Linked DNA regions of Mus musculus: regions 1 and 2 are each linked to region 3. The links are chromatin loops, found by intact Hi-C in ENCODE. Cell type or tissue: heart. All regions are shown on one strand. Region 1 holds the start of Rtp3 (receptor transporter protein 3). Region 2 overlaps Setd2 (SET domain containing 2). Region 3 holds the start of Tmie (transmembrane inner ear).

The links. A loop is a pair of places that touch in the nucleus more often than their neighbours do. Peaks named below come from ENCODE experiments on the same cell type or tissue, not always from the same donor. Only the 100,000 strongest peaks of a DNase experiment are listed, where the experiment ranks them.
Region 1: it touches region 3 in a loop (5-fold over the local background); 2 of 42 quality-filtered maps call a loop at or near these places.
Region 2: a loop joins it to region 3, with 3 times the contacts of the local background. A loop is called at or near these places in 2 of 42 quality-filtered maps.

The regions. Positions count from the first base shown.
Region 1 is chr9:110,985,558-110,993,557 of GRCm38, forward strand. It overlaps Rtp3 (receptor transporter protein 3), which reads right to left and starts at 4,156. Exons shown (of 3, transcript NM_153100.2): 1 at 3,888-4,156; 2 at 1,157-1,757; 3 at 1-970. The coding sequence starts at 4,054. The coding sequence ends at 314. Gm10030 (predicted gene 10030) reads left to right here and starts at 3,942. Exons shown (of 7, transcript NR_152179.1): 1 at 3,942-6,492; 2 at 7,171-7,391. In heart, no CTCF peak of the experiment used is centred here; DNase peaks (open chromatin) are centred at 574 and 4,884.
Region 2 is chr9:110,532,746-110,540,745 of GRCm38, forward strand. Setd2 (SET domain containing 2) reads left to right here. Exons shown (of 21, transcript NM_001081340.2): 1 at 1-7. Among named protein-coding and RNA genes, the nearest start is that of Setd2, 4.1 kb to the left of the region's middle. In heart, no CTCF peak of the experiment used is centred here; a DNase peak (open chromatin) is centred at 336; H3K4me3 peaks cover 1,862 bases; H3K27ac peaks cover 1,243 bases.
Region 3 is chr9:110,875,947-110,883,946 of GRCm38, forward strand. Tmie (transmembrane inner ear) reads right to left here and starts at 4,127. Exons shown (of 6, transcript NM_146260.3): 1 at 3,324-4,127. It overlaps Als2cl (ALS2 C-terminal like), which reads left to right and starts at 4,228. Exons shown (of 27, transcript NM_001146059.1): 1 at 4,228-4,283; 2 at 6,768-6,877. In heart, a CTCF peak has its summit at 4,300; DNase peaks (open chromatin) are centred at 2,115, 4,265, 4,995, 6,175 and 3 weaker places; H3K4me3 peaks cover 1,590 bases; H3K27ac peaks cover 1,469 bases; H3K27me3 peaks cover 4,629 bases.

The DNA.
Region 1 (8,000 bases), 110 kb after region 3:
TCTCCAGTCTGAGGAGACTAACCATCTGAAGATAGAAAACTCAGCGGCTTTTAATGAGAAGCTGCTACCATTTCCACCAAATCCCCAAATATCTTCATTGCTCTTCTCCACAAAGGTCACATTGCTTAAACCGTGGCTTTTATACTTTCCCCTTGCTCCAGTCCTGGTAGCCACCTCTGGACTCTACTGATTTTATTGACCTTTCACATAAAGGGGATTACGCAATGTGTGACTTTTTGGGGAAGTTGTAATTCTTTTTGTTTACCCACTCAAGAGCTTTTGGTTTTTGTTTTCAAGGCTCATATATTGTATTTTATAATAAATACCACAGCAATAAGAACAAGATTAGAAAGGCCAAGCAACACAGTGGACTCTGTGACATGCAATTACAGGCGGCCTCACAGCATGAGTACCTGAAGATCTCACACCAGGACTCGCAGCAGGCCCCACAGCAGGAAGACTGGCTTTGCGGGTGGATATGACTGTTTCTCTCTACTTGGCAAATAGTGTTTTCTGGTAGTCTCCACGAGGAGGAAATGGGCACAATAACTGAGGAGGAAGTGGGTGGGACATAAGAGGAAGTGGGCGGGACATAGGAGGAAGTGGGTGGGACATAGGAGGAAGTGGGTGGGACATAGGAGGAAGTGGGTGGGACGTATAAAGGGGATGAGAGCAATGCCTTTGGGGTCTTGGATCTGGTGTTCTCCTTTGCTACATCTGCTGCTCTGCTGCCGTCGATGGGAGTGGGAGAAGGCATTTGAATGACACATGTAGGGGCAGGGGCAGGTGGGCTTACTACTGACAGCTGTTGTATTGTCAGTCTTGGAGTAGTTGATGGTTTTGAGGTACAGCTAATCTTGGGGTCATTTTTGGTAGGATTACTGGTTTGGGGGTTCACTTTTGATGCTTGGGGCATCTGTACTTTAGAGGAGGGCCGCGAGGAGGAAATGTTGCTACAGGTGACAGTGACCTTAGGCTCCCTGGCTGACTTTAAGGAGGTAGGAGATAATGGGGGTGCTGGTGGTTTTGAGGTGCAGCTAACTTTGGGGTCATTTTTGGTAGGGTTACTGGCTTGGGGGTTCACTTTTGATGCTTGGGGCATCTGTACTTTAGAGGAGGGCCGCGAGGAGGAAATGTTGCTACAGGTGACAGTGACCTTAGGCTCCCTGGCTGACTTTAAGGAGGTAGGAGATAATGGGGGTGCTGGTGGTTTTGAGGTGCAGCTAACTTTGGGGTCATTTTTGGTAGGGTTACTGGCTTGGGGGTTCACTTTTGATGCTTGGGGCATCTGTACTTTAGAGGAGGGCCGTGAGGAGGAAATGTTGCTACAGGTGACAGTGACCTTGGGCTCCCTGGCTGACTTCGAGGAGGTAGGAGATAATGGGGGTGCTGGTGGTTTTGAGGCTTGGCCTAAGTCATTCTGAGCACAAAAGCCCAGGAGACAGGCCTCACAGTTGCTGCTGTCATGTGGCCCTTCGAGACTGGTGTTCCCTAGCAAAGGAATCTCACCCATTTGCTTAAATCCTTCTTTATAGCACTTCTTCAGAATTTGGAAGAGCAGGTTGTTCAAGATCCTTGAGATGTTGTCCCAAGTGACTTCTGGAGTTGCAAATGGAGGCTCGGGGCACTGATTACATCTCTGAGCAAACACCCTCATCTTCACCCACCCCTTGGCCTTCTTCTCACACCACCGCATGTGGAAGACTATCAGAACTCGGCCAGATGCCCAACTTCGAGAGCAGGAAGGACAGTGGAACCTGTAGAGGAGAGGGCCAGAGTTTCAGCTGAGCTGTGGGCAGGTGCCAGAGGGAGAAGGAGTTTCTCACGAACGGTGAGAGAAGCAAATGACCCCTCTTTCTCATCTCCACTGTATCACCAACATGCCCTGGGACCATCACCAGGTACCTACTGTGCAAACAGCACACAAACCATCGGACTCAGAAGGAACCTAGGGCATTTGCTAAGCCCAGTGTGTGCATTTCAGAGTCAAAGTACACACTGGGAACGCATCATGCCCAGGACTTGGGGATTAAGAGTTAGGACTGGGGCTCTGGTCACTGAGCCCCAAGCCACTGTTTCTTCAGATACTGAGGTAAATGTATTCAAGGCTATGCATGCAACAGCCCCCAATACTATATATTATATATATAATCTATATAGCCCCCTGTGCTAAAAATCAACAAGTGGATAGAAATGGGTGCAGGGTAACTGACAGACCGGGAGAGAGTTGCAATCTCCTGCCTACAGAGACAGTTTGCCTGCTTTTGTTTGTCTTGGGGGTGGGGGTGGGGGTGGGGTTGAGGTGTGGGGTAGGGGTGGGGGTGGGGGTGGGGTTGAGGTGTGGGGTATAGGGGTTGGGGCTGTGGGGTGGGGTGGGGGGTAGGGCTTCCATGATCTGTAGGATCCCCAGAGATCATGGCTTCCAGCTCTCTCTTCTTGTGTGGGTTCCCCTCCCCCAACTCATTCTTTTTCTTACATGCACCAGAGAATTTTACATTATTTCTGAATGCTTGCCTTCAACAAGGTGCAGGATGACACCCTGTCTCAGGAGGGCAGGGTTTTGTTTTTGTTTTTGTTTTTTTTTCTGATACCTATTGGAAACAGTGAAGAAAGACTGGAAGAAGCCTGTGCTTGCTAGAACAGGAGTTGTGCAAAGCCAGAACACTGCAGTGTGGCGTAGACATTTATTGCACATCAAATAGTTCATGAACTCCCTCTCGGTTCAGTGATGTTGTGGTCACGGGACCTGCTGGCCAATGAGACTTGAGCAGCAGTGAGATCTTCCCAAGGCTATGAGATTTCTCTTTCTTTGCTTAGGTGACCTTGGGAGCCATTGTTTAGCTAAATCCTGGGATTTTTTTTTTTTAGCAGTGGATCCTAACTTTGCTTGAGACAGGGGCATCTGCAGTCTGAGATGAGGAATTGGAGGAGGTTGGGCAGACTAGCTCCCAGGCTAGTTCTAGGCACAGAACCTAGGACCTCGCACATGTTAAGTAAAGGTACCATTGAGCTACAGTCCCAGGGCCCTTTTTTTTTATTTATTTACTTATTTATCTTATTTATTTATTACATGTAAGTATACTGTAGCTGTTATCCAGAAGAGGGCATCAGATCTCATTACAGATGGTTTTGAGCCACCATGAGGTTGCTGGGATTTGAACTCAGGACCTTTGGAAGAGCAGTCAGTGCCCTTAACCACTGAGCCATCTCTCCAGCCCCCCTCCCCCCTCTTTTTTTTTTTACTATGTTTTGATCCTAGGCTGCCATCTTAGGGCAAATGTGGCAATAAACTGAGAGGAGATGCTGACAAGCTAGCTCTGAGCCCCATGAAAAGCACTAATTGAGAGTTACCCTCACTCAGTTTTTCATACAGGCTTGAGCTGTCCCCAGCAGCCAACCACAGATGGGGCCTGGTCTCAGCACTCCAGTTCCGCTGTGTGCCAGTCCTGAGTCCCAAGTTCTCAAATAAGCCAACTGAGGCTTTGTTCTGGAGTCTCCCAAGACATCTCTTGGCTGAGAATGGTCCAGTCCCCTCACAGACAGCAGCAGGTGTGACAGATCCCGAGTCTCTAACCTCTATGTTCTCCTACCTCTATCCCTGGGCCTTGGGGCACCCTCTTTCTCTCCTGGAAAAGAAAGTGTAAAACGTTGGCTGGCCTCCCCTTGAGTAAATGAGGCCCCCATTCTTCCCTCCTTTTTCCACAGTGTCTCATCCTAGCCTGGATTCTGTCACCGTTTTAAGGTCACAGTCATGGGGGAGGGGAAATCCCAGTCCCTAATGAAGCTGGAATTCCTTCCTGTGTCCTTCAGTGTGCAAGCATGGACAGCTGAGAAGAGAAACCAGTCAGAAATAAGCAAGAATCTTCTAGCATGGGTACCTCCCTTACCTAGCAAAGGTCTTTTGCTGGTATTGCGTCCATCCTGGCTTCAAAACGTTGGGAAGAAGGTTCTTGTCTGGTATGAGGGTCCATTTGTGCCAGGGTTTCACCTCTTGCATTAGCTCCTGGAACACATGTCGCCATTGCTCTGTGTCTCCTATGTCTTCTTCCATCATGGCTACAGTGCTGGGTCCAGGCTGGGGCAGGGTCTTCTGGGTCCAGAAAGATCTGTGGCAAGAGGGGAATTGTTCACTCAGACAGCAAGGCTTCAGGCTGGCAGTCCCTCTGAGGACCTGAATTGGGACTGTAGTTCAGATCCTTCTGTCCCAGGGACAAAGGTCAGTTGAGTCTGTTCCCAAGTTCAGAGGACAGCAGTGGACAACCACAAGAAATCACAAAACTCCAAGCTTTGGTTTTTAAGGTCTCAATACACTAGTGAGGGAGAAAGTTCTGGAGTCCAAAGCAGGGATGAGCGGCCTCTGGCAGAGTCTCTGAAAGGGCTGGAGGCTACTCTTGCCTTTTCTGGTTTTAACATTTGGAAATCTTCATCTTTTGTGCTGCTGAGCTCCTACTTGAGGCAAAAGAGGCCTCCCTGGGAGTCCCACACTCTGGGAAGTCCTCAGTCACACCTAGTATCTCAGGAGGATGGTGGGTGATCTGTAGACATCCAGCTGTTCCCCGCGCCCACCAACCACAGCCTGACCCCGGAGGTCTCCGGCCCAACCAAATTTTCCACTTACCAGAAATCGAAGCTGGTGCAGCCAGTGTTTGCCTGGGAGATTAGGTGATGTGTCCCTAGATGAGTGGAAGGCTGCTGGTCCAAGACCAACAGGAACCCATTGCCTTCCTCCACAAGAAGGTTGGCTCACTATCACCCTAAACCGAGGAAGGCAGAGAGGAGCACAGTTGGATCAGGCAGTACTCTATTTAAGGCAGACAAGATTGGGAGTGTCTACACCCCGAGATTCCATCCACAGATAGGGTGGGTCTTCCTATCAACTGATTGCCCTGGCTGCTTCCCAAACTGGACGCTCCGCAGCCTGGAAGAAAAGAAGGAAACCAGGGGGGAGGGGCTTCCTGTGGTTTGGAAACTGAGTTTCTCCAGGCTTCTCCCGACCGCCTCTGCCCTACATCACAGCTTTATGGCCAGACTCACACCATGGTCTTTTCTCCCTGCTTTCATTTAGTTTCTCAATGTTATTTGCTCAGTTATAAATTAACTACATCATTTGGGAAGGTAGTTCAGTTTCTATTTTTTGGCTCTCCCCCTTTTCAGCTTTTCACTATGGGGTATCCTTCTCTCCCCCACCCCCAACCCCCAGTTGCTTATTCCGGCTTTCGATAAATAGGAGTTCTCTATTTATGGTCAATGGTGCTATGCTCCTCACATGTTTGGGGTCTTTCCTAGAGGTCTCACTGTGTAAGACAGTCCCTAGGGCTGGTGCTGACATATTTCCGAGAGAAAGGAGGCTACTGTGTTTCTAATATGGAAAGTACAAATGTTAGGGGAGTTTGTTCCTAGTTGTGGTGCCGGCTGTGGACTCACTGTTGATAAGTCAACAACTGAACATAAACTGGGTCAGCTTTAAACAAAGGTTTAAAGCTAGGCTTGCATTAGCCTCTCCTGGGGAAAAGGGTGAATGCCTAGTCACAGGGATGTCACTGAGCTTGTACTGGTCAGGTGACTGAAGCACAAGCAGAGGACTGCTAGACCCTCACGTAGTCCCCTTAGGAGAAACGGCTCTGTGTTCAAGACAACAGTTAGGGCCTCCATGTGCAGCAGGAATTAACTATGCCTTCCTTTGCTCACCTCGTGGTGGCTTGCCTCCTCTCCTGCATTATACAGGAGAGCTAAGTTGGTAGTGAAACTAAATCTTTGCCTCTCTCCAATTTTTTTTTTTAAGAATTTCTTTTCTTTCTTTCTTTCTTTTTTTTTTTTTTTTTTAAGATTTATTTATTTTATATATGTGAGTACACTGTCTTCAGACACACCAGAAGAGTGCATCAGATCCCATTACAGATGGCTGTGAGCCACCATGTGGTTGCTGGGAATTGAACTCAGGACCTTCAGAAGAGCAGTCAGTGCTCTTTACCTGCTGAGCCATCTCTCCAGCCCCCTCTCTCCAATTTTTGTTTAGAATGTTACTAAAGCCTTAACTTAGTTAGCCAGCAATCCTATACCCTGCGGGTCCCCAAGACCAACATCCAAGGTTCTCTCTTATCAGCTCAGACCTCTGAGCCCATGGTTAGGACTTGTGGACCTTTCCCAAGTGGGTTGAATTGTGACATCCCAAATGAGGTATCTACTTGTGAATGTGTGTGGAAAACTTGAGTGTTTTCAGATGTAATTAAGGACCCGAGAGAAGAGAAGAGACCTTCTTTGCAAGATTTAGAGTTTCTGTGGCTACCAGGACATAGCATAGCAGCAAGAAGACAGGTGAAAGGCCAAACTGCATGTCACTCACAACCTGACCTGGAGAAGGATGCCAGGCGAGCCTACACAGCGTGCCCAGGGACACGGAACAGCAAAGTGTAGCTACAGAGCACAGCAGGAGCATCTTTAGGCTTGCATTAGCCTCTCCTGGGAAAATGAGCCGATGTCTAGTCACTCCAGGTAGGGCAACAACCACAGACCAAAGTAACCCTCTGCCCTGAGTCTAGCCTGAGTTTATGGGGATCACTTATGGGAACATGGCTGAGGAATTGTTAATAGCAGCCTGGGAAACTCCACAATGGCTAAGTCACAACTTCTCCATCGCTATATAGGTGGAGCCTCCTTTTTGGTTAACTTTCCATCTCCTATATACTATGATACCCCTGTGATTGTGTAAAACTGGGGAAGAACTGGGTACACTTGGGCGGGAACATAGAAAGGAGTGGCTGGACTCCCACTGCAAGGGTTGAGAACCCTTTCCTAGTATGGGCGTCAGGCACAGTTGCTCCCATGAATAGCGATGGACGTTAGCAATGGATGTTACCCTTGGAAACTGCTGTCTCTTCAGCACTAGACTTTTTAGCACTAGACTTCTCATGGATAAGCTCATTGAAAATTTTTTGAGGGTTTTGGAGCACTGGGGCTATATTTCATTTGCCCTTCATTGTCTTGTGTTGGGGCTTGAGGCTGTTAGGGGCAGATATACAGTGGTTCACGGTTCACGGTGTGATGGACAAGGAATGGCTAGCCTATAGACACGACCAGGGAAACTGACCAGGCCCTCAGCTAGGAACCCAAAGCTGGGAAGAGACACATTAAGCAGAACTGTGTTACGTGATGCTGTTTGATGTATTCTAGGTCAAAGTCCAGCAGCAGGCATCTTTCCCATGGTATGCAGAGGGAGGTGTGACACAGAAGCACAGGAGAAGAACCATCAGAGACACAAGCAGTGACTAGGCTTACATTGTCACAAGCAAAGGAACACCTGGGACCCGAAGAGCAGAAGTTTCTCCCCGGACCCTCTGAATGGGCAGAAGGACTGCAGACCACTTACTTTTGAACGTCTTGCTTGCAGAACCGTGAGGATACATTTTTATTGTCTTAAATCATCCAGTTTGTGGTCTAGTTGTAACAGGGGCAGTGAAATGGGCTCTTAGATCCTGTTCTTTAAGGGTACATTTGTATTTCATACTGTAAAGGAGTGTGCCCATCCATATACATCTCTGATGCTCAGCACAGACATTTGCCAATGATTTGTTGTTGTTGTTTTTTTTTTTTTTAAAGATTTATTTATTATATGTAAGTATACTGTAGCTGTCTTCAGACACCCCAGAAGAGGGCATCAGATCTCATTACAGATGGTTGTGAGCCACCATGTGGTTGCTGGGATTTTCAGGACCTTTGGAAGAGCAGTCAGTGCTCTTAACCGCTGAGCCATTCTCCAGCCCGATTTGTTTGTTCTAAGTTAACCTTTGACTTAGCAATTCAAGAGTTATGCAAAGCTCAGTGGCCTTGGGAAAATGTAAACCCCGCTGCACACAAAGAGAGACAGTAATAAGGGAGACCTGTGGGGACCACAAGTAGATAAGAAGGTCAGAGCTCAGAGCCAGTTAACCTTGTGACCAGAGGATAAAAACTATACTGTAGAACTGATTTTGCTATTTCCTATAAAGTCTGTTGGCTGGAGA
Region 2 (8,000 bases), 340 kb before region 3:
CCCCTGAGTAAGTCTCTGCTCCGCGGTCTCCCGCTGTCGTTGGTCGCTCCAGCCCGAGGGCGGCGCGTCCTGACCGGTGGCGGCGCGCGGAGTAACGGGCCCCGGGCGGCTTCTCGCGGTCGTGGTGGAGGGCAGGCCGGGCGGAGCTCCTGGAGGCCGCCTCGCTTGGCCTCGGCTGGCCCGGCGGTTGGGCCTGGCGCGGAGAAGGCTGCTCGCGTCGCCGCGGCGGTTGGGGCGGGCGGCCCGGTGGGGGAGGGGCGGCCACGGCCTCCTCTGCCGTTGCCGCGTCCTCGGTCGGCCTGCTTAGGTTCGGCGTTCCGCGCAGCTCCTCCAGGACACTCGGTGGCGTCCCGGGCTTCTGTTGCAAACCACGGTGCATAGTCCGAGGCGCCGCAAAGGCCGACGCCGGCGTCAGGGCGCCGGCTCGTGTAGGCCGAGAATCCTCGGGCTCGGGTGGAAGCTCGGCCCATCGCCCGGCCTATCGGTGACGGCAACTCGGACCGGAAGGGCCTACCGCGCGTCTCCCCGCTTCGATCCGCGGAGGAGACCCGCGTTGCATTCCCGGTTTTGATATTATTTTTGTTTTTTGTTTTCCCTCCTCCTTGGACACTCAATTCTGGCCCAGTAGAGCGATGAGCTTCATATTCTGCACCTTTGGCGCTTGGGTTTTGTAATGGTGGCAAGGTTTGTCTGGTCCCGTTGTTGAGGTGACAGCAGTTTTGTTTTTTAACCTGAAAGTGAAAACCTGGCAAACATTTCTTGATTATGATGCTTGAACACTTTGGCGTCCTATTTCTTAGGTAATAGAATCTAGAATCTTATCTACAAGGATGGCTTTACTGCGTGTGAAGATTTAGTTAAGAGACCCTTTGTATAGTCTTCTCTAAAGAAGATAGTGTACTTGTAAAGCGAAATACAGTTTTGTCGTATAGTTTCTTTTCAGTACACCTAGGGCATTTTTATATTTCTGTTGGGTGTCAGATGGTGGTGTACACCTGAGATACCAACTGAATTAGGATTGCAGGCAGGCTTCCTCAAAACAACAACATAAGTAAAAAAGCAAGCTTCCACTTCAGAGTCAGGAGTCCGTGCGAAGCTTCCCTAAGCCCTCACAAGATCATTTTGTTGTTTTTAGATAAATGGTTTCACCTTGTTGCCTAGGCTGCTCTTGAATTTACTGTGGCTGGCCTCGAACCTGGGATCCTTCCTCTTCAGCTTCTTCAGTGCTGGGATTGCAGGTGCTGACAACTAAGAAAAACCATTGTTTTACCTCAATTTGCTTGTATTGATGTCTGCACATAGCAACAAAATTCATTCCCAAGTTAAGGTTTGAAGGGATGTCTAGTGAAAAACAAAACTTTTCACTAAATTACCACATTACACATTTTTGGGGGAACCTTTGCCAAAGTTTTTCACCTTGGCTCAGAAACATTTGGATCTTACTTAATAGTTCTTTAGTGTTGTAACACAAAAGTTATTTTGTTGGAGTGTTATCTCCACACACAAAGCAAAATCCTCATGTTGCCTTAAAATAAAATTTCATTGGGAAAATTTTGACAATCCTGTTTTTGACCCAAGAACAGCCTGAGTAGTTTTATACTTGTTTTCTAAGTTTACAGAAGCCCTTTAGTGGCCCATCTTAGTTTGTCTTTACTTGACAGATAATCTTGGTACCCAGACCACCTCTGCGAAGGCTTGATGTGCTCTTACAGCAAAGCTCATCTCTTACTTGTAGTAGGAAACCAGCATGGCTTTGTCTTCTCCTGGGTTTTTGGCTTTGGAATAACACTTAAAGGTTTTTGCTTTGAGACTTGAAAAACCTCAAAAGGAATTTGTATCATTCAATTAATGTAGGTTGCGTGCTTATCATGTACAAAGTCATGTGCTAGCCCCCCAGGAAGGGCAAAGAGCCATGCAGTGACTTTCCAGGTTGCACAGTGAAGCTTCAAAGCTCTAAGGATTACATCCTTTTTTTATTGGAGGAAAACATTTTTCATAATATGTGACAACGTGGAGAAGTCTGCCTTTACTGTGCACAGGAGGGGATGCTCAGTGTCTCTCCTGGTCTCGTACTTTACTGCTCTCTTGGCTTTAGAGTGTCAAGTAAGCTCTGATACTGTTTATTAACTTGTATAGGTCATAGAATGTTTTCTTAATACTGGCCTGACGGTGTTGGCAGGCATCTTGAACAACAGTATTACCTGTTTTACATGGAAAGAAAATGAGGCCTGGCCAGGAAAGAAGAGTGAAGCATTAGCAGACCCTGTGAGCTCTTAAACAGGAGTTTAACCTTGAGCGAATGGCTTTGTCTTTACATTTGGGTTTTCTCACTTTGCAAGTAGTTATCCCAATGCTAGCAACTTTCTGGGGCTTTGGAGAAAATTGAATGAGATAATACCTGAACCCTTCGCTCTTGGCACAGTGTGTGTGCAAGTAAGTACCTTTAGCTGGAGTTATTAGGGAAATTTGAGAGGTGTGACTGTGGGGGAAAACTGGTTGTGAAGTGGCCGTCCTTCCCTTTCAGACTTGGGTTAGTTTCAAATGGTTCTTTGAAAAAGAGAAGTTGAGGTGAAATGTAAATTTGCTTTGATTGGAGCTTGAGTTGGGGCCCAGATGGTCTGTATTGTCTTCCACTCACTCTTTAAGTAGTTGCATGTGTGTAGGCCTTGGATTTTTCTTGCAGTATAAATCACATTGTATTAAAGTGAAGTGGCTCTAATCATTTGAGTAACTGCCTAGGTTTCCATATAGTGCAGGGGTACATAGTGAGGGCATAGCACAACCAATCAGAGTCCTCCAGGACCTGTCCTACTCAAGGAGACAAACATGATAAAAAGTGTTTGTTGTTGGGGTTGTTTGTTGTTTTAAACATAGGCCTATCTTGACTAAGGTTGATACTGTAGGAGTAATTGATGTATTCAGCAAAACTTTGTCTTTGTGCAGTTTACATCCTAATGAGGCCTGTAAACAATACATTATACAGAATGGCCAAAGGTAAAATGCTTTGGAAAGTCCTATAGGATACAGGTGATTTGCTGTTAAGTCACAGTATAAAATGGGGTAAGCTGGTAAGCATCCTTGGGAGAGTAAGTTGAGATGGGACATATCTGAGTCTATGTTGTGTGGAGAGTTGAGGGAGTGGCAGGGCGGTCAGTAACCATCACCTAACTCTAATCCTAACCCTAACCCTAAGTGCCAGTGTAGTATAAGCTGCTCAGTGTGGCCAGAATGAAATGAGAAAGTGATAGTCAATTGGTTCACAGTAGGAGGGGTGCGGAGTTTCATAAAATTTTGTAGAGCCATTCTAAAGATTTGGCTGGGTTTTTTTGTTTGATTTTATTTTATTTTTTTTTAGAGGAACCCAGGCTGGCTTTGAATTCTTGAGCTCAAATGATCTTCCTGCTTCAGCTGACTGAGTAGCTGGGGCTGCATGTGCACCCACCGTGAGTGTTGATCAGAGGATCATTTATAGTATCCCAAAGAGGAACAGAGTGGAGGCCTGAAGGAAGACTTGTAAAGAAGCGAAAGGAGAGCTGCTGGTGGCTGAAATGGATGGATGCTGAGGATTAAGCTAACATGGTTTAATGAATGACACAGGTGGTATGTGAGAGAAAATAAGGATGATTGTAAGGTTTTTGGTCTGAGCAGTTAGAAATCTGTTGTCCAATGAACTAGGGATGATGTCAAGAGCAAGCTGGGAATAGTAGTGCCTTTTTAGGCACAGTAAGTGGAGATGATTGTTAGACATTTGGGTTGGATTGTTTTGTTAGTCTGGTTTTCAGGGGAAAGGTCTAAACTGGAGATAGTTTTGTAGTCATCTATTTAGGTAATATACAAACCACCAGACTGGATGAGATTATTAAGACAGTCATTATAGACCAAAAATTCATCATGGTGTATAGTTTAGATAAAATCTTAGTAGGTAGTCAAGGCTAGTGTGAACTCCATGGTTGTTGTGCCTTTGCCTCCTAAGTGCTGAGAATATAGGTGTGCCACCATTCCTGGCAAGGAATACTCTTTTGAAGCGCCACTGTTAAGGTTTAGTTATGTAAGCCTCTTGTTATTTGCTTTTGAGACAGGATCTCACTGGCATCTCCTGGTGACCTTCAACTTCTGCCTTGGCCTTCTAAGGGCTAGGATTGCAAGTGTACACCACCGATAGGTTTGATGGTATAGACCAGTAATCCTACTTGATTAGTAGTCTGAGGCAGAAGGATCAAATAAATATTCAAGGCATGGTTGTGTTACTGAGTTGATTCAAGGCCAGCTTTAGCATCTTAGTAAGACCCTGACTTAAAGAAATGATAATAATGATGGTGATAGAGAGCAGTGGTTAAAAATTTGCATAGATTAAAATCACCATTATGGCCAACATGAGTTCCTTTCTTCCTTCCTTCCTTCCTTCCTTCCTTTTCTATCTTTTCTTTTTTTATTTCTTTTTTCTTGTTTTGTTTTTGAGAAAGGGTCTATTTCATGATATAGCCTTGGCTGGCCTGGAACTTGCTGTGTAGACCAGGCTGGGATCAGAGATAAACCTGCTTCTGCCTCCTAAAGGCCACATATCCTACAGTTGATTTTTTTTTTCATCTTCATCATCATCTTTATTTCTCTCTTAGACAGGGTCTCTCTACAAAGCCCTGGCTGCCCTGGAACTCACTCTGTAGACCAGAATGGCCTCGTATTCACAGAGATCTGACTGCTTCGGCCTCCTCAGTGTTGGAATTGAAGTTGTTTGCTACTATACCTGGCTGATCTAGTCTTAATAGGTATTTGTAATAACTTTTAACCCTAGTATAACCCTAGTATTTGTTATTGTTGCATGAATCTTGTCACTTTTGCTGAGACGATAGAATAGTCATGTTGAATGACAGCAAAAGATGACCAGCTTGGTTAGTCTCAAGGCTGACCAACTTCATCATTCCTGTTATTCTTTCACTAGAACTATAGAGTAGGGCCTTATTTTATACTGGATTAAAAGCTATTGTAAGATTTGGAGATTGTTTATATCTAGAATCACCAATAATCAGATTTAGATTTCTTTTTGAGAAAAATCTAGCTTGTGTGTTTCATTCTTTTTTTGAGACAGGGTTATATTGTATAGCCTAAGCTGGCCTGGAAATTGTTATCCCACTAACATTGGTCCCTAAAGTGCTGGGGCTGGGACTATAGCCATGTGCACAGAACCAATGGTAGAAAAGCCCACTTTCTACTCCAGCATCTCAGGTTGTAATGGTATAACATTATTTTGAGACTTTACAGTCCTTCTTACTCAATTTAACAAATACTTGCATTATAGATGTGAGCCATTGTACTATAATTTTAGCCTAGATTAACAAGTAATGGAAAATTTTCTATTTGTATTACTTCCCTCTATTTTGTTATCTGTGCATTTGTATGGAAATGAGGGAGTAATCTATGTGTCTGTGAAGTGGGCATGTGAATGCTATGCTGCGGTGTGGAGGGCAGAGAACCACTTGGGGAGGTAGTTCTCCCCTCTAACTTGAGTTGTAGTTCAAACTGAGGTGGTGAGCCTTTTTACTTAGTGGGGCATTTTACCCCAGTTTGCTCCTCAATTTTTTTGGAATTCATTTTTGGCTGAGCTGTTGGAGAGACAAGATACCAGGATCTTCTTTATGTATTTTAATAAATTTGGAGGTAGTTTGTGATTACCTGTATTTGCTGAATACAGATGAAGCATTTTAAAAACAATAAGGCCTGGTAGCCCCCCCCCCCCCCCCATTTTGTTCTGGCCTAGTGGTTGCTTAGTGTCTTTTCCAGCTGAGTAAGTAAATGGTTACTCAAATTGAGTTCTAAAGTTGGTGTGAGTTCCTAAAGCTGCCTTTTATTTTAGAGTGCTTTTTCTGTCAAATGCTAACATGGTAGTGAAAATAGCTTTGGGATGATGTGGGTGTTGATAAGAATATAATTGTGCAAGCAGGCTGATAGAAGGGCTGCTTACTGGGAACACTGCTGTGGGCTTGCAAGAATTTGGAGCAAGTGGTAGTTTCTGACTTATATAGCTCTTGCAACTGCCCACTTCCTTGCCAAGTATAGTTTAGACCTTCTCTTTTGGAAGGGCTATACAGTGGTCCTAAATGTTCTTTGTGAAGACATGGTATAACTTACATTTTGATTATTTTGTCTGATATTTGGCTTCTTGATAAATAGTTATTAATTGTATACTTTATTTGAGTAGCCAGACAACACCAGGTTTAACATGTAAGTAGAACAAATCATTTATTAATATACACATGGCTACAGAAATCCTTGTCCACTGTGGGCAGCGCCATTCTTTGGGCAGATGGTCCTGGGCTGTATAAGAAAGCTAACTGAGCCTGAACCCTCAAACAAAACATGTTCTTCCATGGTTTCTGCCTAAGTTCCTGACTTGACTTCCCAGATTGATGGACTGTAACCTAGAAATGTAAATTGAATAAACTCTTTCCCACTAAGTTGCTTTGGGTCATTGTTTTATCTCAGCAACAAAAATCGAACTAGAATTTGGACCTATAATAGTTTCCTGGTTTCATATTATACTTAAGCTTGTATGGTTACTGTTGAAGAGAGTTGTTGGGTAAAGAGTACAAGGATACTTTTTTTTTAAAAAGATTTATTTATTATATGTAAGTACACTGTAGCTGTCTTCGGACACTCCAGAAGAGGGCATCAGGTTTCGTTACCGATGGTTGTGAGCCACCATGTGGTTGCTGGGATTTGAACTCGGGACCTTCGGAAGAGCAGTCGGTGCTCTTAACCACTGAGCCATCTCGCCAGCCCCACAAGGATACTTCTTGTGACTGTAATTATTTCCTAATAAAGATCTTCAAAGAATTCAAGTCTGATCAGTGGTCAAGGTCACATTGTTGTAAACTTTCTAAACTTTGAAGTCTCAATGTCACTATGATAAACAGTGAATCAACCTGCATTGCTCTGAAACTCAGTTAAATGTTCAGGGAACAGTCCCTATTGCTTTCCCTGTGGTTCTAGTCATACCTATACCATTCTTTTACATCTGTCTCTGTCTCTTACCTCAGTCCACATTTCTCATTAGTCCTAAGTTACTTATTGTGTGTCTTTTTCTGTTTTAAAAAAATTTATTTATTTTATGTATGTACCCCACTTGCTCCGGCCCAAAGATAATTATTATAAATGAATACACTGTAGCTGTCTTCAGACACCAGAAGAGGGTGTCAGATCTCATTATAGATGGTTGTGAGGCACCATGTGGTTGCTGGGAATTGAACTCAGGACCTCTGGAAGATGCTTTTAACATCTGGTCCATCTCTCCAGTCCCTGCCCTTTTTGTTTCTTTGTTTCTGGGACAGAGCTTCTCTGTGTAGCCCTGGCTGTCCTGGAACTGCGTTTGTAGACCAGGCTGGCCTTGAACTCAGAAATCTGGTGTGCTTCCCATGTGTGTTTGTGCCACCATGCCTGGGTGCCTTTTTTGTTTGTTTGTTTGTTTGTTTGTTTTTGAGACAGGGTTTCTCTGTATAGCCCTGGCTGTCCTGGAACTCACTTTGTAGACCAGGCTGTAGACTTAGAAATCCGCCTGCCTCTGCCTCCTGAGTACTGGGATTAAAGGCATGTGCTACCACACACACACACACACACACACACACACACCCTTTTTTTTAAAGCTTTTTGTTTCAGAGTCCCATGTAATGTAGGCTGGTTCCTAACTTACTGTACAGCTGAGGCTGGTAGGACCTTGTATACTACATCCCAGTCTGGTTTCGAGCTGGTGATCATCCCGCCTCTCCCTGAATGCATGGGTTACAGGCCAGCCAAATGATAGTTTTATGTCTTTTCTTGTTAAGGAATCACCTTCCCTTACACTTAACTTTTTTTTTCTTTTCATTCTTCACAGTAAATAATCATAATCCCAAATGCAGGGATTAAAAGCATGCTGCCCTGCCACCTGGCTGTTATTCTGTGCCTTTTGAGTGTTTGCCTGCACATATGTATGTTTGTCACATGCATGTCTGCATCTGATGCCCACA
Region 3 (8,000 bases):
CTGCCAAAAAGTAAGGCCAGCTGGACTTGTGGCTTCATGGCAGAGCACTTGCCTGTGTTCAGTCACCAGCACTGAAAAAATAAATAAAAACAAATGGAAGGAGAGGGAGGAGAGAGAGAGACAGAGACAGAGACAGAAGCATGCTACATCTCTTCCAGGTCTCTCTCTCTCTCTCTCTCTCTCTCTCTCTCTCTCTCTCTCTCTCTCTCTGTGTGTGTGTGTGTGTGTGTGTGTGTGTGACACACACACACACACACAGGCACATGATACTGTCATACTATCTTATAGGCTTCAAAATTCAATTGACTTAGAATAACAGGGTGTCTGAAAAGTCTTAGTGTAGTAGTTTTAAGTGCTAATAACCAAATAAGTATAAAAGCTATGAACTTATAAGACATACCATTTGATAATTGAAGGTAAATGCCATACATCTATAACCCCAGCACTTAGGAGTCAGAGGCAGGAGGATCACTGTGGGTTTGAGGTCAGCCTGGTCTACATAGTGAGTTCTGGGCCAGTCAGGGCTACATAGTAAGACAGAAGAAATAGCATTTGAACGCTTACTTATTTAAATTTCTTGTTTTTCCCCCTCTGAAGTTGAAGAAGTTGGCCAACAGGGATGTTATTCAAAATTCACAAAACATAGTGAATGTAAGAGAATTTAAATAATTAAGTTTTCAAATTATACCTCTTATAAATTTGTTGCATTTTTAAAAATATAACATCTGTAGTCATTAAAGCTTAAACTCAGCACTTGGGAAGTGGCTAGAGGATCAGGAGTTCAAACCCAGCCTGGACACCATGAGACCTGTCTCAAAACCAAACCAAACCAAACCACACCAAACCAAACTAAACAACAAACCAAACCAAATGAAGCGACAAAGCAAAGCACCTTACTGATGCGGATGGCTGTGAACTCTGGCCCACAGCTGGTTACCTAACCATCAGTCCTTGTCTGCTAAGCAGGTCCATGTGAAGCCATGCTAAATGCCAGTCTTTACTGTCATTGTGGAAGGCTCTATGGAAGGAAAGCAAATCCATAGATCTCAGGCCATCAGTGTTCTATTGTTAGACGTTTAGGGTGTTTCCAGTTTTCCAGTGAAAATGAAACTTGCATACACCGTGGTCAGGATGCTGGCCTTTGCAGTGACTCTATGTCTCCTCCATTTTCTGTTTTGTTTTTCTTTTTTTCCTTTGAGGAAAAACTATGTGACACTGACTGGCCTGGAGCTTGCTATGTGGACCAGGCTGGTCTTGAACTCAAAGAGGTCTACTGGCCTTGGCTTCCAGAGTGCTAGGTCAAAGCCCTGTGCCACCATGCCCTACAGCCCTTAATTTATTAGTGTGTGTGTGTGTGTGTGTGTGTGTGTGTGTACCGAGTGCATGCCATGTAGGGATCAGAGACCAACTTTGTGGAGTAGCTTTCCCCTTGGTAGTTTTCTATGGGTTCTCTAGACTGATCTCAGGTTGCCAGGGTGTCCAGTACTTGCCTGCTTGCACTTTCTGGCTGAGCCATCTTGCCAGATCTACCCTGTTCTCTAGTGAGGGAGGAGTCGCAGGGAGGAGCTCTGTTTGGCCTTAGACCTCAGAAATTGCAACACTCAACTCAGTCTCCTGCCTCTGATTCAGGCCTCTGACAACCTCTGGTATTGTATGGCTTCTTACCAGGTCCCCTCAACATGCCCCTGCACCCCCACCAGCTGGGCACATCAAAGCTGGGGTGGGGGAGTTCTGGCTCCCTGGAAGAGGGCATTCCTTCCTGTGTGGTGGCATGTGTACTGGCATGACAAATACTACTTGTCCCTGTAGTACTATTTTTATGTCTGATGGGTTTCCTGTGGGGACCAAAGTCAGCCTCCAGGGCTTCTGCATTGGAAGCCATGGGTAGGGAACTGGGCAATGGCCAGGAGACCCCGTGGACACTCCTTTCATGGAGTTGATATAATGGAACTCAAGGCCTAGCTTTGGAGAAGCTGAGGGGTAGTGAATGGACAACCCAGTCACAGAGCCAGGCTAGGATCCAGGCCACCATGGACTTAGCCTGAGGTGGGGGTGGGAGTTAGATAGCCTGGGCCAGTGACACAGCAGCTGGGAGTGCTGGGAGCTGGCTGTTCCTGAACTTGTTGGCCCTAAGCCCGACCCAGAATAGCTCAGGGCTGAGCCCAGCCTGTATGTGCATGAACCTGAGCTAATGTGGTAAGACACTGGTGCGTGCGTAGGGAAGGGCCTTGCATTCTGCATGTGGCTCTATGTCTGTGTGTCAGTCTATGTCCTTGGACACGGATGCACAAGTGCCCACGAATGGGGCTGCTACCATGGAGATGTGTGGCCCAGCTGAGTACATATGTGGCCACATGCCTCCCATGGGGAACTGTATACATGCACATGCCATGTGCAAATCTGTGAGGAGCTGAAACAGGAGCCCTGTGATGAGGTGGGGAAGGGCAGGGGATTCAGTAGATCTCAAACTTTGGGTACTACCGGGGGAGTGGGGCAGAATCCGGCCCTCTGTCAAGGACTAACTGGAAGAGATACCAGGTAGGCCTTGCCTCGAGGCAGATAACAGAACAAGGAGTGGGGATGCATGTGAGAAGGCTGAGTGGATGAGAAAGTCGTCGCATCTCATGAAGGAAGCTGGGATGCCCCTTTCTTCCTCCCAGGCAGGCAGAGGGCAGGGGTTAGAGAAGTAGGTATCTGGGGGATGGTGCATCCTCGGGGGTAGGGGAGGTGGGAGCGGGGTACACAGGAGAGTATTGAAAGCAGCAAAGCTGGGGTTGAGGTGTCACCTCAGTTCAGTACTTGCATGTAGGCATGATCCCCAAAACCCATGTGAAAAAGCAAGGTGTGGTGGCAGACAATTGTAATCCCATTACAGGGAGGCAGGGACAGTCAGGTACTCACTGGGCACTCAGTCTAGTCTATGTGGTTAGGTGAAGGCCTATGAGAGGCTGTCTCAAAAAAAAAAAAAAGCACCAGAGGAGACACAGCCAAACATCACACACACACACACACACACACACACTCACACACTCACACACTCCTGCATGGATATACATACACATCATACATGAAAAAAAAAAAAAAGAACCTGTAATACATTTATCTTTTAAAAAAGTATTTACAAGAAAGAAAGAAAAGGCTGGAAGGAAGGAGATGTTTTGGCCGAGTGGAGAGGGAAGAAGAGGCTCGGGAGGGTTCTTGACGATGGAGAGACCAAGATTGGAGCAGGGAAGTGAACAAGAGCAGCAACCGCGGTAGGGTTCTTGGGCAACAAACTTGGAGCCTGCCACTGTAGGGCAGATTGGCAGAACTTAAATGCTCACCAGAAAGCACCCCAAGGGAGCCAGGGATGCTGAAGTTGGCAGGCCCCTTCTGAGAAACTCTTAGAAGTCTCTTTTCTCTCTGGCAGAATGCATGGAGGCTGTCCAAAACTTGGGTAGGGGGCAGGTGGACTATCCTTGCTCTTTCACAGCTGTCTCCTCCCCAGGCTTCTCTCTGTACTCAGGCTTGGAAGGCTTAGAAGCAACTCAGCCAGGCTAGTCAGCAGCTCCTAGAGGCCGGGTGCCACTGCAGGTGGAGGGGTGACTTGCTTGCTGGCCAAAAGGGAGCCCGGCAGCTGGACAGCAGGCCTCTTTGTTACAGGTTTGAACCATGGTCCCTCCTCCTTCCAAGACTTTGGTTTGGAACTGCGCTGCTCTTTCCAAGGTCGAAGGCTTTGGCACAGGAAACTGGCCAGCTTCAGGCTGTACCCGGAATGAATGCAGGGGGCCTCCTTCAAGGTTACACACAGCAGTAGCTGCTACCAAAGCATGCCCAGTTCAGGGTCTTCGGATCATCATGGCCAACTGCTCTAAGCAACAAGTTTCCCGAATCTACCCAGGGCTCCTTCGCGGGTGTGTGAGGGTGAGGGGGGGGGGGTGCCCAGTGACCCAAAGGGGGTCGGCAAGATTTCAGAGCTACAGCCTGGGCAGAGTTGGTGGGTAAGGAAATCGGGGTGGCCCCAGGCACTGCCTGCCGTCCTCGGATCTGGAGAGGGAGGTAAAAGGCGAAAGACAGCCAGGGTGCGATCCTGGGGAGCTCGCGGACCGACCGAAGGGGAGCTTTCGCAGTCTGGCGGGAGAGGCTCTGGGAGAGAGTTGTTGGCTTGGGGACATTCCGAGGCCGAGCCCCGCCTCCTCGGAGACGCCCCCGCGCGAACAACACCTCGGGGCGGGGCGCGGAGAGGAAGGGCGGCCCGGCGCGGAGCTGCGCGGCCACTCGGGGCACCGCGGCGCAAAGCGCAGGTAAGAGCGCGCGTCGGTGGGCGGGGTCCGCTGCCCCACGAGCTCAGCTGCGGGTGGGGGCTCTCTCCTCCTCCCGCTGCCATGGTCACGAGCCCTCCATCTTCGGTCTCAGCTTCCTCCTCCCGGTCCCGTGGCCGCCCGGCTCCGGTTTAAACGCAGCGCGGGGTCCAACCCCTAGCAGCAGTGCGGAGCGCGAGCACCGTGCCCTGCGTCCAGGCCAGAACCCAGGTGCGAGTTTATCACCCAGAGGGAGAGAGGCTGCCAGGAGCAGGTGACCTGGCTGGTCAGGGCGGAAGGGCTGACAGAGAAGCCGAAAAGGTGGTGTTGCCTGCCTGGGAGGAGCCTAGACGGATGTCCGAATGTTGGAGCAGAGTAGTTTGGAACTGACTAATGCAGTCGGGAAAAGCTAATGCGGAGACTGGGAGGCATGTAGGGCAAGAGAGGCAGAGAAGGGGCTGAAGACTGGAGGGCCCGTGTGACAGTTTTGTGCACTTGCCTGGAGCACTTTCTCCACTGCCCACCGGGCATGTAGGTTGATTAATGGGCCTCTAGCATAGTCCAGGAAAAGCAGAAATAAGGTCCATGCCACTCCAGATCAGGAAATACCAGAGTGAGTGCCATGCTAGGGTGCGGCTTAAGGGGCCTGAGGGGCCAGAACTGGGTGAGGGCAGGGAAGGCCCCAGTGACCCTGCTTGGGAGCGATCTGGTGTGGACAGAGGCCAAGAATGCAAGGGAAAGGTCTAGCTACTGTTTAGATGGCCACAAGGACAATAGCTGAGTCACCTGTGCACCCAGCTTAACTTTTTTGGCCTCACCCTGCAGCTTTTGAACCAAGTCTACCCGGGGTGAGAAGGGAGGCTGGGCCCTACTAGGAATGCTGGGTGTACCTCAGTGAGTCACCCAGCACCTCTGAGCCACTTAGTTCTCGTGAGCCTGTTAGGGCTGGGAGTGAGGGGCCTGGGTCTGAGCTCTGCACCTGATCTACAGATAGTATCTCTACACCCTCCTGGACTTTCCATGCCTCAAATTCACCGTTTGCACAGCCTGCCACTCAGGACCCCAGAGTTGGCAGGAGGGAGAGTATGAGGAAGCCGTGTTGTTGACCAGAGGGCTATGGGATGGGTGCTGGGCCCAGGGCTAGAGAGAATATTCTTGCTGGCTCATACTCTCAAACACTCGTGTCTGGCCTTTTACTCACGACACCGCTTCTAGCTCCTAGCTGGGAGACTTCTATATCAGACTCCAGATGTAGCCTTCCTGGGCCACCTTTACCATCCATGTTTAATGTCTGCCCTTTCCTCTGGTGATGTGATTTCCTGGGGGTGGAAATCCTTCTGGGACCACAGACCTAAAAGGTACTACTATAGAGTTAGTGGCTGCTAATCTGGGTCTGTCGTATCTACCCAGGTCCAGTCTATCCATGCCAAGAGAAGCGTCTCTCTACAGTTTATTCTTTTGAGGGGCAACCACAGGAGTCTGAAATGTCCTGGTCTAGTTAGATCTCCTTTTCAGAGAGGACCAGGGATGGGTAAGCTATGACATATCAGGCTGAGATGGATCTCTTGTGGACAGCCGGCTAAATGTGGGCAGGGTACCAGGGTAGTTCAAGGTTATAGGGATAGACGTTCCAGTCTATCAATGTCTGGAAACATGGTTGAGGGTCAGGGAGGCCCAGGTCACTTGGCCCACCTCAGTCCCTCAGCTGGGCTCTCATGGCCAGTGGAAACCAGATGCCGAACCAGAGGATCCCGAGTCTGTCCTCCTCACCCTCTGCTTGTCTGTGTTTGGGGGGAGGCACTATGTTTACTGCCAGCAAAGATGGCTCCTGTTGGGTGTCTAGCGGCTTCCTTTTCCTGTCTCTCCTCCTCCCCATGCAGCCAAACTGCAGCAGGAAAGGTGGGGCAGGAATGTCTGGGCCAGAGTTCTGAGGTCCCCGCCCTGCTCTGTTCTGCAGCCAGTTCTCCTGAGCCCTAGGTTCTGCCAGGGACCTGTGATGCTCTCATGACATTTGGGGTGCCTGCCTACCTGCCCATCATTGGCCACCCCGATGACATCTGACTCACCCCAGTCTGCTCATTTCAAACGTTTTCAGAGTGTCAGGACAAGGCAGAGTGAAAACGCTTTAACCCCACCCCGAGGCGTCCCTCCGGGTCAGGCCACTTGGGCAGATGAACATCCTTGCCAAGTGAAGACAGTGAGGGCTGGCTTTGGGAGGCTTTGCCTGAGCAGGGCCACAGACAGCCCAGCTGTGGACTAGGTTCAGACATGCTTCCTCACTACCTGTGCCTCGAGTCAGGATGCTGTATTGCAGCTTGCTTAAGATCGCTCAGTTAGGGCAGCTGATCTGCCTGCCTACCTCAGTGACCCTGTTCCTGAGTGGGACCCACTTATCCTGCTCAGTCTGGTTGGGGGAGGTGGACTTACAGGGGCTGGGCTCCTGTCCGTGCTGAGTTTTCTCATTGCCCTTCTGTCACCTGTCACCAGGTTTGTCTTGCTGAGTCTGATGTGTGATCTCCTGTTCCCTCGTTCTGAAGCTCTGCATGATCTTCAGGGTTGACTGAGGCAAAGTGAGGCTTGTCTGCCGGCCAATGAAGGTGGGCCATCCTCACAGGCTGGGCAGACATTTCAATGAACCTTTCTTTCTTTCTTTTTAAGATGTATTTATTTATTATATGTAAGTACACTGTAGCTGTTTTCAGACACACCAGAAGAGGGCATACCATCTCATTACAGAGGGTTGTGAGTCACCATGTGGTTGCTGGGATTTGAACTCAGGACCTTTGGAAGAGCAGTCAGTGTTCTTAACCGCTGAGCCAACTTTCTAGCTCTCGCTCCAGCCCCTGCTTGCTCTGACCCTGCTCGCTCCAACCCTGCACACCCCAGAAAAGGGCATCAGATTTCATTATGGATGATTGTGAGCCATCATGTAGTTGCTGGGATTTGAACTCAGGACCTTTGGAAGAGCAGTTAGTGCTCTTAACTGCTGAGCCATCTCTCCAGCCCCGAACTTTTACTTTTCCTTGCTACTAAGCTGTCTTCTTCCTGTTCCTTTTTCTCTCTCCCTCCCTCCTTCCCTCCCTCCCTCTCTCCCTCCTTTCCTCTCCTCAGTCCTTCTCTTTCCCCCTTCCTTTCTGATAAGGTCATATCTTAGGTTACTGCCCTGGAGTCCATAGCAAAATCCTGCTGCCTCTGCCTCCCCAGTGCTGGGTGTGCCCCACTACACTCTGCTGTCCTCTTGTCTCCCCGGTGGCTTCATCAGGAGGCCTCCAGACTGCTGTTGTATCAGATCTCCCCTGGCTTACTGAGCTCTATTTAGTGACAAGGACCCTGAGTCTGGATATCAGCATATTGTTGAGCTGATATCTGATAGCATATCAGATATAGCTCAACCTATCTGATAGCTGATAGCATCTGTGCCCCTTGCCCCAAAGATCACAGAGTCCCTGAGTGGGGCCTTTCAGTGGAAAGATATCCAGGACAAAGAACGATGAGGTAGTTATCCCCCTGGGTGCCTGGGTTCATGGAGTGTCTGAGCAGGCCGAAACTAGGCTGAAAGAACACATGCTTTCGGGCGGGAAGCGATGCTTCCCTTGGTAGTTTTCAGCTTTTATTCCCTCTGGGGCAGGGAGCAGGGCAGGGTCAGTGGCCAGGAGAGACCTCCTCTCTGTGAGAAGCTGGACTCACTGATTGACTCTGATGTAGGTGATTATGGGCCTT